Linked DNA regions of Homo sapiens: region 1 is linked to region 2. A link is an interaction called in ENCODE POLR2A ChIA-PET data of the cell type or tissue named here. Cell type or tissue: PC-9. All regions are shown on one strand. Links, peaks and the distances in the headings refer to the core of each region. The heading gives the core; the rest is flanking DNA.

Region 1 (4,000 bases), core at 1-4,000, 160 kb before region 2:
ACCCCGTGTCTACTAAAAATACAAAAATTAGCTGGGCGTGGTGGTGCGTGCCTGTAGTCCTAGCTATTTGGGAGGCTGAGGCAGGAGAATCACTTGAACCTGGGAGGCGGAGGTTGCAGTGAGCCGAGATCACACCACTGCACTCTAGCCTGGTGACAGAGAGAGACTGTCTCAAAAAAAAAAAAGACAGGAAGAAAGAAAAAAAAAACTAAGGTTAGAGAAAAGTATCCATTTGAGTGCAGTCAAATCATAGTATTTCTAAATATATTTTAAGAGAAAAAATGAAATTTTTAAAAAGGAAGCTGCACTACAGTAATATTATTCTCTTGGACATTTCTGCCTTTGAAAGTGATGTTATAATGGCTTTAGCTCTGACAGTGATACCAAATAGCCACTTTGGGAAACGCTTCAGGAATTTAGCATTTTTGTTTATTATCTCCAGGCTCTTTTTTTTCTTTATTTCTTTTTGAGACAGGATCTCACTCTGTCAACCCAAGCTGGAGCACACTGGCATGATCACAACTCACTGTAGCCTCAACCTCCCTGGGCTCAGGCGATCCTCCCACCTCAGCCTCCTGAGTAGGACACAGACACAAACCTGGCTAATTTTTGTATTTTTTGTAGAGACGGGGTTTTGCCACGTAGCCCAGGCTGGTTTCAAACTCCTGAGCTCAAGAGATTGGCCTCCCTAAGTGCTGGGATGACAGGTGTGAGCCACCAAGGTTGACCCACGCTGTTTTTTACATTATGGAAAGATCACACTGATCCCATGAAAGAAAAATTATCAAGTAAAGTATTGAGTAGCTACTTACTAAACTGGATATGTATGGAAATTAGTTATATTTCATTGGGTTACAACCATTTATATTGAGCTGAGAGGAAAGAAATGCAAAGTCGAAGAAAAAACTAAGATACATAATTACAGTATACCATTTAACAGATAATGCAAGCAATTAGAAAGATAATAGTTTTCTGTGCCTCCTTCTTTAGTCTAACTCTTGACTACTATAACCTTTATGAAGTCATTTGACTTGTTTCTTAATGGTAGTCACCAGAACATATGGGTGAGTGTGAGAATGTATAAATAAATGCTAATAATATACAGTTAAAAGCCTATAGAAGTGGAAAATGGGCCCAACTTGTCACTGGTGAGCTTTAATCCAGCCTAATTTCTTTTTTTTAATGTGTTAAAAACTATTTCAAATTATACACTGTATGTGTTCTTATCCTGAATTTATTTTTTTCTTCAAGGTTTTGTCTCTGATTTTTACTTTTTTCTTGCTTCCAGAAAGAGACAAGAATGATAAGTGTTAAAGGGGAAAAGTTTAAAGGGGGGAAAAGTTACTGTAGTTTTCTACCACATTTTAAGACCTATGGGAATAAAGTTTATTGCTATGCTAATAGTTTACTAGGAAACTTAGAAAGAATTATGTATAGTTCAGTTTGCAAATAAAATATATTGAAAGAAACATCTGAAATATTCTTCCCTAAACTGCAAAAAATGACGAATAAGCAAGTCTCTAAAAAAGGGAAAAGACCTCATAGTTACCCTCCTTATTACTAATTTGAAGTTTTAATGGCATTTATTTGACACATAATATTAAAAAAAATTGGAACACTTATTAGATGAATCATTTGAGCTAGGAGAGAAAAAAAAGAAAGGAAAAGAAAGTGATTTTTGAAAATGTAAAACTGAACGTAGTCATTTGGTGCAATTCCAATAAATTTGAGTTTTCAGATGCTCAACACAGCCCACTCCTAGTGCTGATGTCATAAATCTCTTATATTTCCAGCAAACAATAGTTATTTGCTCAATTGGGGCTTCAAATGACTGCTACCTCTTTTTGTTATTGAAGTCTACATTAGCAAATACTGTGAATTAGTCAACATTGGAATTTAACAATTAAAATATTATTGTAACTCCATGGGTTGCTCAAAATTGGTCTCCAAGAATCAAGAAGAACCTCTGGGAACCAGTGTGTGGGCATATAAAAATGTTCTACATTAAAAGGTAGCCTCCCTTACCCCACATTATGGGAAAGTAATATTTTTTCAGCAATTATGCCAAAAAGCTTGTACATTTCTCAACTATTCTCTCAGTGAAGTAAATAGGATTCAAATGATTGCAGCTTTTGTCATTTTTCTTTTTGCCACCCACCTGGGTCACAGCTCTACTTATCTGAACATACCTATTTAGACACTCTTTTTATGAAGCACAATACCAAGATGGTAGCAAAGGCTGATTCATTCTGATTTTTATTTTGCTGATTGGATAGCCGTATCTTTTAGCCCATTCGCCTGACTAACCACTGCTTTGTTTCAATGAGCTGTTGAAAACCATTTGGAAATCACCTAATATTAGAGAGAGACTTGGTTTAAACATCTGTGGTATTTCTCTCTAAATATCAGATAAGGATGGATAAGCAAGTCTCTAAAAAGTGAAAACCCTTCATATCTACTCTACTTGGCTTAAATAGCTTGTGCTTTTGGAATAAATGAATGTTTTCCATAGAGCTCTTGGTCCACTCTCCATAGCAAGATTTTATGTGTAGTCCTGTCTGTGAGTAAAATTGAGGAGAGACTCCAAGAAATGCAAAACCATTTTAATGGATCATCCTGGACACTTTCGACAAGAAAGAAGCACTCCACACCAGCTGTGGAATTTTCCCAAGCAGCATGTTTACTCACACCCACGTGGGTGAATAGAATGAGACTCACACACCAAGTAATGAGCTGCAGATCCACTATGGGAGGCACCTGCTCTAGTGCCTCCCCAGATCCTGCGTTGGGAACTATGGTCCCTTCCTCCTGCTCCACACTTTGCCTGTGCAGTCTTTGGCCGTGGTAGCTTGGTTACTGGTTACATGACCATCCGTCTTTTGGAGAGAGAGCAAGTGCTCCTCCAAGCCTACTTACTGTTTAAGACTCTCCTTGATACAGTAAAGAGAATTTGACCACAGAATAAGAAAGGTAGTAAGCAGCTCGCTGATAGAAATCTTACGATCTCCTTCCTTCAGCCTTCAAATGCAAGCTTCCTCAGCTGATAAGGAGAGGAGCTACTCTGTCAAAAGGGGCCAGTGAGATTTAAAAGGCTTTCCTGACTCGTCTCTACCACTCCTCATTATGACCCAGTGTGTACAGGAGAAGATTTACAACCCCATAAGTGTGAAATGGAATTATTAAAAGAAAATAATAAAATGTAACTAAGTGGTTAAAAAAGTAGACAACCGAAAGCTAAAGCTTTCTGTATAAAAAAGAAGGGGCTATAATATTTCATTGCAAAGCTCCAGTGACATTTTATAAAATCAATATAGATTTATAACTTTCTGATTGATATTTTTGTTTTATTCATTTATGCTTTCATTCTGTTTTTCCTTTCAATTTTTCTTGTTTTCTTCTGAATTTTTAAATGTACCTATTCTCTGTTAGTATATTGCCCTGTTTCATTTTCATTTTTAATATAAATTGTAGTTATTTTAGTTGCCATATGTGGATGACTGCTTAAACATCTTTAGAAGATTTTTTAAATACCTAATTATACAACACATTTAGTTTAGTGTTATTTTACTTCAATATATTTAATCATATTTTCTAAAATCTTTAATGATTCTTCAAGTAAAAGTGTTTAAATTTAGAATTTTATCTATTTTAGCGCTGCTTTACATTTATGGACCGAGGGTATGTGTTTAAGATGGTCAACAATTACATCAGCATGTTCTCCTCCGGTGACCTTAAGGTAAGAACCACGTACAGGAGTGATTGTTTTCTAAACTATGGCATTGTAAATAAATAAAGTAGTCTCTGTGGATACCTGCTTAAGTCCATTCTCTGTATCAGAAAGTGATTTCTATGCCAAGGAGAGGCAGCCTTTTAATGTTTCATCTGCTGAGTGTGCCTACCAAGTCCTTCCTTAATGGGGACAAAGGAGAGTGGAATGAAAGTGTTTACATTTCATTTCTATTTCCTGTGGGTGGTGAAGAGAATGGCTCTTTGCAGCTAC
Region 2 (12,860 bases), core at 3,750-7,749:
CACACAGTGTTTCTCAGAGGGGATATTCTGGATCAAATGAGGTTAAGTGATGGTTTAGGCTTTCTAAAATCCATCTCGGTGAAGCAAATATAATGGTTTCTCACCTTGTCTTTGAGACGGTGTGGGTCTCACTCCAGGTAGGAAAGGATAAGCAAGCTTGGTGAGGCTTTTCTGATTGCTGGAAATCAAGTCTCCATTACCTGGGAACCACAGAAACAGTACTGCCTTTGGTCTCAAGCAACAAGGGCTGCAAAACTGAACCTCACACATTAGAGGAACCCACTCTGGCCTTCATCTGGCTACTGGCTCTCCCCACAGACCAAGGAGTCTACAAGCCCAGTGGACATACTCCCCTGGATCCCACATTTTCTTCTTCTGAACCATGATCCACATATACAGAACCTCAGAATCTTCTGCCCAAAGAGTCCCACGCCTGATTCCAGAGCCTAAGCTCTTCCCAGGCTCCTCATACTGAGACCAGAGTGGCCAAAAAGCAGTTATGTATGTGAGATGTGGGGAGAACCATTGCAGAAGGTTTCTTGCAGAGCAAGATGGAGCTCAGATGGGAAAAGGAAAGTCACAGATGCATAGAGGCAGGGACGTCCAAGGATTCCAATAATTCTAAAACTGAAACCAGGGCTGCATGCAGTGGCTCATGCCTGTAATCCCAGCACTTTGAGAGGCCAAGGTGGGAGGATTACTTGAGCCCAGGAGTTCAAGACCAGCCTGGGCAACATAGTGAGACACAACTCTATAAAAAAAACTTTTAAATATTTTTTTTAATTAGCCAAGAGTGGTGGCATGCTTCTGTATTCCCAGCTACTCAGGAGGCTGAGGTAGGAGGATCACTTGAGCCCATGAGATGGAGGCAGCAGGGAGCCATGATCATGATGCCACTGCACTCCAACCTGGGTGACAGAGAGACACCCTTTCTCAAAAACAAATAAATACATTAAATTAAATTGAAACAAGCCTTCTAATCATTGTGAAGATGAGGACACAATATGTCTTATATAACAGTTTGGTGCCTTGATTTATAACTTTTACATATTTGCACATATGGCACAATGGCCTCCATTTGGACTCCTGCCCCAGACCTCACAGTATTCAGAGCAGGCCCACAGAGGAAGCAACAATTAAAGGTCCAGAGAAAGGAAAAGAGGACTCTGTTCTGGAAAACAGCTCCCTCTATTATGGTTTGGGTGTGTCCCCATTCAAATCTCAACTTGAATTGTATCTCCCAGAATTCCCATGTGTTGTGGGAGGGACCTGGGGGAGGTAATTGAATCATGGGGGCCAGCCTTTCCCATGATATTCTCATGATAATGAATAAGTCTCAAGAGATCTGATGGGTTTATCAGGGGTTTCCACTTTTGCTTCTTCCTCATTTTCTCTTGCCACCACCATGTAAGAAGTGTCTTTTGCCTCCTGCCATGATTCTGAGGCCTCCCAGCCATGTGGAACTGTAAGTCCAATTAAACCTCTTTTTCTTCCCAGTCTCAGGTATGTCTTTTATCAGCAGTATGAAAACGGACTAATACAGTAAATTAGTACCAGGAGCAGGGTGTTGCTGAAAAGACATGCAAAAAATGTGAAAGCAACTTTGGAACTGGGTAACAGGCAGAGGTTGGCGCAGTTTGGAGGGCTCAGAAGAAAACAGGAAAATGTGGGAAAGTTTGGAACTTCCCAGAGATTTGTTGAATGGCTTTGACAAAAATGCTAATAGTGATATGAACAATAAGGTCCAGGCTGAGGTGGTCTCAGATGGAGATAAGGAACTTGTTGGCAACTGAAGCAAAAGTGACTCTTGTTACATTTTAGCAAAGAGACTGGCAGCATTTTGCCCCTGCCCTAGAGATCTGTGGAACTTTGAACTTGAGAGACATGATTTAGGTATCTGGCAGAAGAAATTTCTAAGCAGAAAAGCATTCAAGAGGTGAGTTGGGTACTATTAAAAGCATTCCATTTTAAGAGGGAAACAGATCATAAAAGTTTGGAAACTTGCAGCCTGATGATGCAGTTAAAAGAACAATCCATTTTTTGAGGGGAAATTCAAGCCAGCTGCAGAAATTTGCATAAGTAGCAAGGAGTCTAATGTTAATCCCCAAGACCATGGGAAAAATGTCTCCAGGGTATGTGAGAGACCTTCACAGCAGCCCCTACCATCACAGGCCCAGAGGCCCAGGAGGAAAAAGTGGTTTTGTGGGCCAGGCCCAGGGTCCTCATGCTGTATGCAGCCTAGGGACTTGGTGCCCCATGTCCCAGCCACTCCAGCCATGGCTGAAAGGGGCCAATGTACAGTTCGGGCTGTAGCTTCAGAGGATGGAAGCCCCAAGCCTTGGCAGCTTCCATGTGGTTAAGTCTGCAGGTGCACAGAAGTCAAGAATTGAGGTTTGGGAACCTCCACCTAGATTTCAGAAGATGTATGGAAATGCCTGGATGCCCAGGCAAAAGTTTGCTGCAGGGGCAGGGCCCTCATGAAGAACCTCTTCTAGGGCAGTACAGAAGGGAAATGTGGGGTCAGAGCCCCCACACAGAGTCCCTACTGGGGCACTGCCTAGTGGAGCTTTGAGAAGAGGGCCATCATCTTCCAAACCCCAGAATGGTAGATCCACCAACAGCTTGCTCCATGCACCTGGAAAAGCCACAGGCACTCAATGCCGGCCCATGAAAAAAAATTTTTTTTTTTTTTTTGTTAAAGACAGGGTCTTGATTTCTTCCCCAGGCTGGTCTCCATCTCCTAGCTTCAAATAATCTCCTCACCTCAGCCTCCCAAAGTCCTGAGATTACAGGTATAAGCCACCATGCCCACCTGTAATTTCTTTTTGTTGTGGAGTAATGTTTCATTGTATGATATTTATACAGCTGTAAGTTTTTGTGGCTACAATTTGTGCTGGCTAGAGTTTGTGCCTGTTGTAGAAAAGGACAGTCCTGGTAGGTGGGAGGGAGAAGCCAGGAGGGAGGCAGTACCCTGCAAAGCCACAGGGGCAGAGCTGCCCAAGACCATGAGAACCCACATTTTGCATCAGCGTGAACTGGATGTAAGACCTGGAGTCAAAGGAGATCATTTTTGGAATTGGACTTCCCCACTGGATTTTGGACTTGCATAAGCCCTGTCACTACTTCGTTTTGGCCAATTTCTCCCATTTGGAATGGCTGTATTTACCCAACGCTTGTGCCCCTATTGTATCTAGGAAGTAACTAGCTTGCTTTTGATTTTACAGGCTCGTAGGTGGAAGGGACTTGCCTTGTCTCAGATGAGACTTTGGACTGTGGACTTTCGGGTTAATGCTGAAATGAGTTAAGATTTTGGCAGACTGTTGGTAAGGCATGATTGGTTTTGAAATGTGAGGACATGAGATTTGGAGGGGCCAGGTGTGGAATGATATGGTTTGGCTGTGTCCCCATTCAAATCTCAACTTGAATTGTAGCTCCCAGAATTCCCACATGTTGTGGGAGGAACCCAGTGGAAGGTAATTGAATCATGGGGGCTGGTCTTTCCCATGCTATTCTCATGATAATGAGTAAGTCTGGTGATAACCAATGGGTTTATCAAGGGTTTCCACTTTTGCTTCTTCCTCATTTTCTCTTGCTGCCGCCATGTAAGAAGTGCCTTTCACGGCCAAGCACGGTGGCTCATGCCTGTAATCCCAGTACTTTGGGAGGCTGAGGCGGGCAGATAACGAGGTCAAGAGATTGAGACCATCCTGGCCAACATGCTGAAACCCCAACTCTACTAAAAATACAAAAATTAGCCAGGCATAGTCACAGGCACCTATAATCCCAGCTACTTGGGAGGCTGAGGCAGGAGAATCGCTTGAACCCAGGAGGCACAGGTTGCAGTGAGCCAAGATCACACCACTGCACTCCAACCTGGTGACAGAATGAGACTCCGTCTCAAAAAACAAACAAAGAAGTGCCTTTCGCCTCCTGTTATGATTCTGAGGCCTCCATAGCCATGTGGAACTGTAAGTCCAATTAAACCTCTTCTCCTTCCCAGTCTCAGGTATGTCTTTATCAGCAGCATGAAAACAGACTAATACACCCTCTTTCTAGGATGGGCTTATCTAGACATTCCACCTACCAGGACTGTCCTTTTCTACAACAGGGACAAACTCTACCCAGCACAAACTGTAGCCACAAAAACTTACAGCTATATAAATACCATACTCTGAAGTATTATTCCGCAATAAAAATAAATGTTGGGTGGGCATGGTGGCTCATACCTATAATCTCAGCACTTTGGAAGGCTGAAACGAGGAGACTATTTGAAGCTAGGAGTTGGAGACTAGCCTAGGCAAGAAATCAAGACCCTGTCACTACAAAAAAAAAAAAAAAAAAAATTTCATTAGCCAGGCATGGTGGCATGCGCCTGTCGTCCAGCTGCTTGAGAGGCTGAGAAGGACTGCTCGAGCACAGGAGTTGGAGGCTCCAGTGAGCTATGATCTTACCATGGCACTCCAGCCTGAACAACAGAGTGAGACCCTGTCTCAAAAAAGAAGGGGGGGTTGGGGGACCGGGCGTGGTGGTTCACGCCTCTAATCCCAGCACTTTGAGGGGCCAAGGCGGGTGGATCACGAGGTCAGGAGATCGAGACCATCCTGGCTAACACAGTGAAACCCCATCTCTACTAAAAATACAAAAAATTAGTCGGGCATGGTGGCACGCACCTGTAATCCCAGCTACTCAGGAGGCTGAGGCAGGAGAATCGCGTGAACCTGGAGGCAGAGGTTGCAGTGAGCTGAGATTGCACCACTGCACTCCAGCCTGGGCGACAGAGCGATACTCTGTCTCAAAAAAAAAAAAAAAGGAAAGAAGAAATGATATAATGATTATACTGATACATGCTACAGTGTAGATGAACCTCGAAAACATTATGCTAAGTGAAAGAGGCTACATATCGTATGATTCTGTTACCAATGGAAGGTGTCCAGGATCTTGGCATCTTGAACAAAGAATTGACAAAACGTACAAACAAAGCAAGGACAGAATGAAGCAACAAAAGCAGAGATTTATTGAAAATGAAAGTGCACTCCACAGGGTGGAAGTGGTCCGAGCATAGGGGCTCAAGAGCCTCGTTACAGAATTTTCTGGGGTTTAAATAGCCTCTGGAGGGTTCCAATGGAGTATGTGCTATGTAAATGAAGACACTAAAGAGAAGTTACAAAGTCACTCAGTGTATGCCCTATGTAAATGAAGAGGATATTTCCTTTCATCACTGAAGTGTTTCTGTTTGATTTAGTTCTAGGGAGTCCTTAGGTTCCCGGCCTCCAGCCCCTATTCTCCTGCCTCAATTCCATGTATGTAAAATGTCCGGAATAGGCGAACCCACAGGGACAGAAAGTTGACTAGTGGTTGCCTGGGGCTGGGGGAAGGAGGTGGGAGGTGGGCAGAGAAGGACACATAGGGGAATGATAGCTGTCTTAATCAGTTCAGGCTACCATAACAAAATACCACATACTAGGTAACTTAAATGAAAGAAATTTATTTTCTCATAATTAAAGACGCTGGAAGTCTAAGATCAAGGTACCAATAGTGCCTGTATCTGGTGGAGGCTTTCTTCTATGGTGAGAGAAGAGAAAACAAGCAAGTTCTCTGGGGTCTCTTATTATAAGGGCCCTAATCCTATCATGAGGGTCCCAATCTCCTGACTTCATCTAAACCTATTATCTTCCAAAGGCCCCACCTCCAAATACCATTACATTGGAGATTAGGGCTTCAGCATATAAATTATGGGGAGAGGGATATAGAATTCAGTCCATAGCAACAACTCAAGGGCACAGGGCTTTCTTAGGGAGAAAAAAATGTTTCAAAACTTATTATGGTGATAGTTGCACAACTCTATGAATATACAAAACCCATTGAATTGCACACTTTACATGGAGGAGTTGTATGGTTATATGAATTATATCTCCATAAGGATATTAAGGCCTTCAAGCTGAGAATGGTTTTTTTACATTGTTTTTGTTGAGGTGAAATTCACATAACTTCAAACTCACATAATGCATTTTAAAACAAATAATGCCATGTTTGAATAGAACAATTCCATTCAGCACATTCACAATGTTGGGTAACCTTCACATCTGTCTAGTTGCAAAACATTCACACACAAACACACATTGGCCTTTGTTGTTATAAGAAACCCAAATTAGAAAAATGCTCAAATGCAATAAACTGTCATGCAGCCCCATAAATTGGCCTCTGCTTGTTGTCTGAATCCTGAGGAAGTAAAAATAAGTAAAGGACTAAGCTCCATGAGGGTGGCAAAATGTCTGCCTTGCCCACTGCTGTAACTAGGGCACCGCATATGTCCCCCTGGGTAATGCTCTGTGGAATGAATTAATAAATATGACTAATACAAAATTTATGCTCCAGAGAACTTATCATTATATACTCCTTACTTCTGACAAAAGAAATTAGCCCTTCCTTTAGCCCAAGAGCCCACAAATGATGACCCTGCAGCCAAGTTCATCCTCTAGCCTGTTTTTTTAAGGCTTTTGAGCTAAGAATGTTCTTTAAGGTATTTGTTTGTTTTCCTTGAGGTGAAATTCAGAAAACTGAAATTGAACCATTTTATATTGAAATTCATGGCCGGGCGCTGTGGCTCACGCCTGTAATCCCAGCACTTTGGGAGGCTGAGGCGGGCGGATCACGACGTCAGGAGATCGAGACCATCCTTGCTAACAAAGTGAAACCCCGTCTCTACTAAAAATACAAAAAAAATTAGCCGGGCGTGGTGGTGGGCACCTGTAGTCCCAGCTACTCAGGAGGCTGAGGCAGGAGAATGGCGTGAACCCCGGGAGGTGGAGCTTGCAGTGAGCCGAGGTAGCGCCACTGCAGTCCAGCCTGGGTGAAAGAGCAAGACTCCGTCTCAAAATAAATAAATAAATAAATAAATTGAAATTCACATAACAGAAATTCATATCACAGAAACTGAAACATTTTAAATTTAACAATGCCATGTTTAAGTGAAATAATTTCATTTAGTACATTTACAATGTTGTGCAACCTCACCTATCCAGTTCCAAAACATTTCATCACCCCAAAAAGAGTAATCATGCCCATTAAACAGTCGCTCCTTTCCTCCTCCCCTAGCTCCTGGCAACCGCCAATCTGCTGTCTCCACGGACTTGCCTATTCTGGATATATCATATAAATTGAAACACACAATATGCCACCTTTTGTGTATGGTATCTTTCACTTAGCATGCTTTTGAAGCTCATCCAAGTTTTAAAGGGTTGTAAAAAACAACAACAACAACAACAACAAAAATATGTGACAGATACCTTCCGTAGCCAGCAAAGCCTAAAATATTGCTATCTGGCCTTTTAATGAAAAAATCTGCCAAGTTAGCCTGAACCCTTACCTGGCCCAAGGTTATCCAGAACAGTTTAGTTGATGCTAACATGTGTATGTGGACACACTCATACGTGTCCAAACTGAGATCATTTGCCCTCGCTCAATGGCCAAACACCAAAACACGGGCTTGTGCAGCAAGAAAGGTTTGTTATGACTATACTGACAAAGTGATAAGAGGAAATGCTCAAATCTGTCTCCGAGAGCTGAGGGCTGGGTTGAGTTTTATAAGCATGAGGTAATGAGGTGTGATCTAATTGGATCTTGCAATGAGGTGATGCCCACAGGCATGATCTGATGGATCCAGCCATGGGGTGATGCTGGAGTCTGGTCTCATTGGATCCCGGACCCTGCCATGTAGTGTCCTTCCCCCCCCCCCCCCCCCCGCCCCAAGACAGGGTCTCCTTCTGTAGCCCAGGCTGCAGTGCAGTGGCACAATTATGTCTCACTGCAGCCTTGACCTTCTGGGCTCAGGTGATCCTCCCGCCTTAGCCCCCTGAATAGCTGGGACTACAGGCACACACCACCATACCTGGCTTATTTTTGTATTTTTAGTAGAGATGGGGTTTCACGGTGTTGCCCAAACTGGTCTTGAACTCCTGGGGTCAAGCAATGCACCTGCCTCAACCTACCATAGTGCTGGTGTGTCCACAATTGGCGGGTTCATGGTCTCACTGACTTCAAGAATAAAGCCGCACACCCTCTCGGTGGGTGTTACAGTTCTTAAAGAAGGTGTGTCCAGAGTTTGTTCCTTCTCATATTCAGACACATTCGGAGTTTGTTCTTTCTGGTGGATTCATGGTCTCCCTGGCTTCACGAGTGAAGCTGCAGACCTTCACGATGAGTGTTACAGCTCTTAAGGCTGCGCGTCTAGAGCTGTTCATTCCTCCCGTCTGGAGTTAGTCATTCCTCCCTGTGGGTTCATGGCCTTGCTGGCCTCAGGAGTGAAGCTGCAGACCTTCACGGTGAATGTTACAGCTCATAAAGGTAGTGCGGATCTAAAGAGTGAGCAGGACCAACATTTATTGCAAAGAGCAAAACAACAAATCTTCCACAGTGTTGAAGGGGACCCAAGCCGGCTGCTGCTGCTGGCTCTGGCAGCCTGCTTTTATTCCCTTATCTGACCCCACCCACATCCTGCTGATTGGCCCATTTTACAGAAAGCTGATTGGTCCATTTTGCAGAGAGCTTATTGGTCCGTTTTGACAGGGTGCTGATTGGTGCATTTACAATCACTGAACTAGACACAGAGTGCTGATTGGTGTATTTACAATCCTCCAGCTAGAGGTAAAAGTTCTCCAAGTCCCCACTAGATTAGCTAGACACAGAGCACTGATTGGTGCATTTACAAACCTTGAGCTAGACACAGGGTGCTGATTGGTGCATTTACAAACCTTGAGCTAGACACAGAGTGCTGATTGGTGTGTTTACAAACCTTGAGCTAGACACAGAGTGCTTATTGGTGCATTTACAATCCTTTAGCTAGACATATAAGTTCTCCAAGTCTTGGCCCGACGCAGTGGCTCACGCCTGTAATCCCAGCACTTTGGGAGGCCAAGGCTAGCGGATCACGAGGTCAGGAGATGGAGACCATCCTGGATAACAAGGTGAAACCCCATCTCTACTAAAAATACAAAAAAAATTAGCCAGGCGGCGCAGTGGCGGGCACCTGTAGTCCCAGCTACTCAGAAGGCTGAGACAGAAGAATGGCATGAACCGGGGAGGCGGAGCTTGCAGTGAGCATAGATAGTGCCACTGCACTCCAGCCTGGGTGAAAAAGTGAGACTTCGTCTCAGAAAAAAAAAAAAGGTTCTCCAAGTCCCCACCAGATGAGCTAGATACAGAGTGCTGATTGGTGCACCCATGAACCCCGAGCTAGACACAGAGTGCTGACTGGTGCATATACAATCCTCCAGCTAGACATAAAAGTTCTCTAAGTCCCCACCTGACTCAGGAGCCCAGCTGGCTTCACCTAGTGGATCCGTGCCAGGGCTGGGGGCGGAGTTGCTCACCAGTCCCACGCTCTGCACCTGCACTCCTCAGCCCTTGGGCAGTCTATGGGACCGGGCGCCACGGAGCAGGGGGCTGGCGTCTGTTGGGGAGGCTCAGGCCGTGCAGGAGCCCATGACTGGGGTGGGGGGTGGGGCTTGGGCATGGTGGGCTGAAGGTCCCCAGCCCTGCCCCTCCGGAGGCGGCTGAGGCCAGGCGAGAATTCGAGCACCGCGCAGGCCGGCCGGCAGTGCTGGGGGACCCAGCGCCCCCTCCACAGCTGCTGGCCACAGTGCTAAGCCCCTCACTGCCTGGGGCCAGCGGCACTGGCCGGCAGCTCTGAGTGCAGGGCCCGCTGAGCCCGTGCACACCCGGAACTCGCGCTGGCCCATGAGCACCACGTGCAGCCCCAGTTCCCGCCTGCGCCTCTCCCTCCACACCTCCCTGCAAGCAGAGGGTGCCAGCTCCGGCCACGGCCAGCCCAGAGAGGGGCTCCCACCATGCAGCAGCGGGCTGAAGGGCTCCTGAAGCATGGCCAGAGCGGATGCCAAGGCCGAGGAGGTGCTGAGAGCGAGCAAGGGCTGCTAGCACGTTGTCACCTCTCACTGGGATTACAGGCATGAGCCACAGCACCTGGCCCTCACCTCTCTCAAGGCATAACATTTAAAGATTGGCTGGATCATTGATTTTTCAAAAAACTTTTCTGACCTCAACATATGTTCCCACCACTGAAATAATGTTTAAGAGATTTTTTCACCTTCTTTAAACTTATGTTACAGAGCCTGGGAATTATTTTACTACCAATTTATAAACCTCCGAAAATATGAGAGCTGGTGAAACTACTAACAGATTTCTAGAGCTTCTCTGACCATGTCAAAGACCATTTTCCTCTCTCTTGCCCAAGAACACATCCTTTCCGCCTGAGTTAAAAGCCACCTTTCAAGCATCATATTCTACTTCAGAAAGAGCCAGATATAGCCATGGGAGTTGGGATAAGGAAAGAAACTCATATGACTTCTTTTTTTTTTTTCTCTCTCTCTCTCTCTCTCTTTTGAGATGGAGTTTCACTCTTGTCACCCAGGCTGGAGTGCAATGGCTCAATCTTGGCTCACTGCAACCTCTGCCTCCCGGGTTCAAACGGTTCTCCTGCCTCAACCTCCTGAGTAGCTGGGACTACAGGTGTGTGCCACCACACCCAGCTAATTTTTTGTATTTTTAGTAGACATGGAGTTTCACCATGTTGGCCAGGCTGGGCTCGAACTCCTGACCTCAGGTGATCCACCCACCTTGGCCTCCCAAAGTGCTGGGATTACAGGCGTGAGCCACCATGCCGACCTGAAATCCATATGACTTCTTTCAAAAAGCTTTCTGCTAAATAAATCTGGTCTGAATGGAGGGAGACAAGTAGGCATGGTTGATCTCTGTGAGAAGTGAAGAGAGGAAAGACATTGCAGGGGTAACAAGTAGATACCAAATTAGAGCTCTTCAAGCTCAAGGCTGTTAGTTTGCTCTTGTGAGTGTCCTTTAGTTTTTTTTTAATTAAAAAGATTTTTTTAAATCACAGACAAGGACTCATTCTGTCACACAGACTGGAGTGCAATGGCACCATCACAGTTCACTGCATCCTTAATCTCCAGGGCTCAAGTGATCCTCCTAATTCAGCTTCTGGAGTAGCTGGGACTACAAGTGTGAGCCACCATGCCCTGCTAACCTTCGTTTTGTTTTTTTAAGAGACAGGGTCTTACCATGCTGCCCAGGCTAGTCTCAAACTCCTGGCCTCAAGCAATCCCCCTGGGTGGCCTCCCTAGTGCTGGGATTACAAACGTGGGACACTGCACCTATCTGTGAATGTCTTTTAAAATCAGATCCACAAGAAAATAATTTTCCAGCCAAATTTTGGCAGAATACAAACCTCGGGGAAAAATGCAACTTGATGACCACTGGGTTCAACGCCAGCAACAGGAAAATCACACTGCATCAAACTATGGGTCTGACTATAGTCTGCCCTGTGAGACCAAGGTCTTTGCAACATTAAGTATCCCGGATTTAGACAAATGCTGCTATCCATTATGGTAGAGTATTACTTTAATCATAAGAATGTACTTAGTTTTTATTGATTTCAGAACCTTATGGTTCCTCCAAAGGTGGACCTTATAAAATAAAGTAAAAGATAAAAAGTTTGGAGGATGCACATTTATGACATTATGCAGTTTTACCTTAAGCCATTGTTTGGTTGGCCAGTAAATTTCACACTGAGATTAGTTTAGTTAGTCTTAGAGAAAATATAATGTGCAGTATGATACAAGATGGGTAGTGTGTGTGTGTCTGTGTGTGTGTGTGTGTGTGCATGTGTGTTTGCTTCTTAGGCTCTATTATCACAAAATGTATCCCAGCCCTTTCATAAGTATTAAATGCATAAACTAAATCTATAACTATTATCCTTTCTTTTTTAAAAGTAACTACATCGGCTGGGCGCAATGGCTCATGCCTGTAATCCCAGCACTTCGGGAGGCTGAGGCGGGCGGATCACAAGGTCAGGAGATCAAAACCATCCTGGCTAACACGGTGAAACCCATCTCTACTAAAAACACAAAAAAAATTAGCCAAGCGTGGTGGCGGGCACCTGTAGTCCCAGCTACTCGGGAGGCTGAGGCAGGAGAATGGCATGAACCCGGGAGGCGGAGCTTGCAGTGAGCCCAGATCGCACCACTGCACTTGAGCCTGGGTGACAGTGCGAGACTCCGTCTCAAAAAAAAAAAAACAAACAACAACAACAAAAAACTACATCAAACATAACTCATCATATTGTGTATAATTTCAAATGCTTACTAAAAGCTACATGAATTTATCACCAAAAAGATAATATATACAAATTTCAGGTTAATAATCATTTCATCCAACATTCTTTAATATCAACAGAGACAATTCCAGGATATTGTTGAATGATACTGTCCTTCATTTACATGGCCTATTAAGGAACGTAAAGGAGAAAAAATATTTGACAACATGCTATTAATCAAATCTTGTTCCCTAAAAGTATATGCAGGTCTAAATCCTTGATGTAAAAAATACTTATCTATGCATCTTGTTAAATTCAAGTCAGTGGTCCACCATTTCTTTGCTTAGCCAAAGAAGAGACTCTTTTCCTCCTGGTTATGTATATCTGTGTCCTGAGTTTTAAGTGCCACATTTTTCACGTCAGTTTCACATCCTGCCTTTAGGCTCTCAGACTTGTACTTCACGGATGCTGTAACTCTTGTTTACTGATTTTACTTCACGGATGCTGTAACTCTTGTTTACTGATTTTATGCCTTACTCCTAGAATTTGTGATCTTGTAAGACTTGCCAGCTAAGATCCAATCAGCTTTCAGCTCACTTTCTGTCAGGAACCAAAAACCATTCAGAAATATGTTATCTTGGCCAGGCGAGGTGGCTCATGCCTATAATCCCAGCACTTTGGGAGGCTGAGGCAGGTGGATGACTTGAGGTCAGGAGTTCAAGACCAGCCTGACCAA

The links. Peaks named below come from ENCODE experiments on the same cell type or tissue, not always from the same donor. Only the 100,000 strongest peaks of a DNase experiment are listed, where the experiment ranks them.
Region 1: POLR2A ChIA-PET joins it to region 2 with 5 read pairs; 2 of 35 experiments call an interaction of 5 or more read pairs at or near these places.

Annotation. Positions count from the first base shown.
Region 1 is chr2:224,819,182-224,823,181 of GRCh38, reverse strand. It overlaps DOCK10 (dedicator of cytokinesis 10), which reads left to right. Exons shown (of 56, transcript NM_014689.3): 29 at 3,653-3,736. Among named protein-coding and RNA genes, the nearest start is that of CCDC195, 100 kb to the right of the region's middle. In PC-9, for the core only: no CTCF peak of the experiment used is centred there; no DNase peak of the experiment used is centred there.
Region 2 is chr2:224,652,215-224,665,074 of GRCh38, reverse strand. LOC105373909 (a long non-coding RNA gene) reads right to left here. Exons shown (of 3, transcript XR_923955.1): 3 at 118-200. Among named protein-coding and RNA genes, the nearest start is that of CCDC195, 58 kb to the left of the region's middle. In PC-9, for the core only: no CTCF peak of the experiment used is centred there; a DNase peak (open chromatin) is centred at 6,077.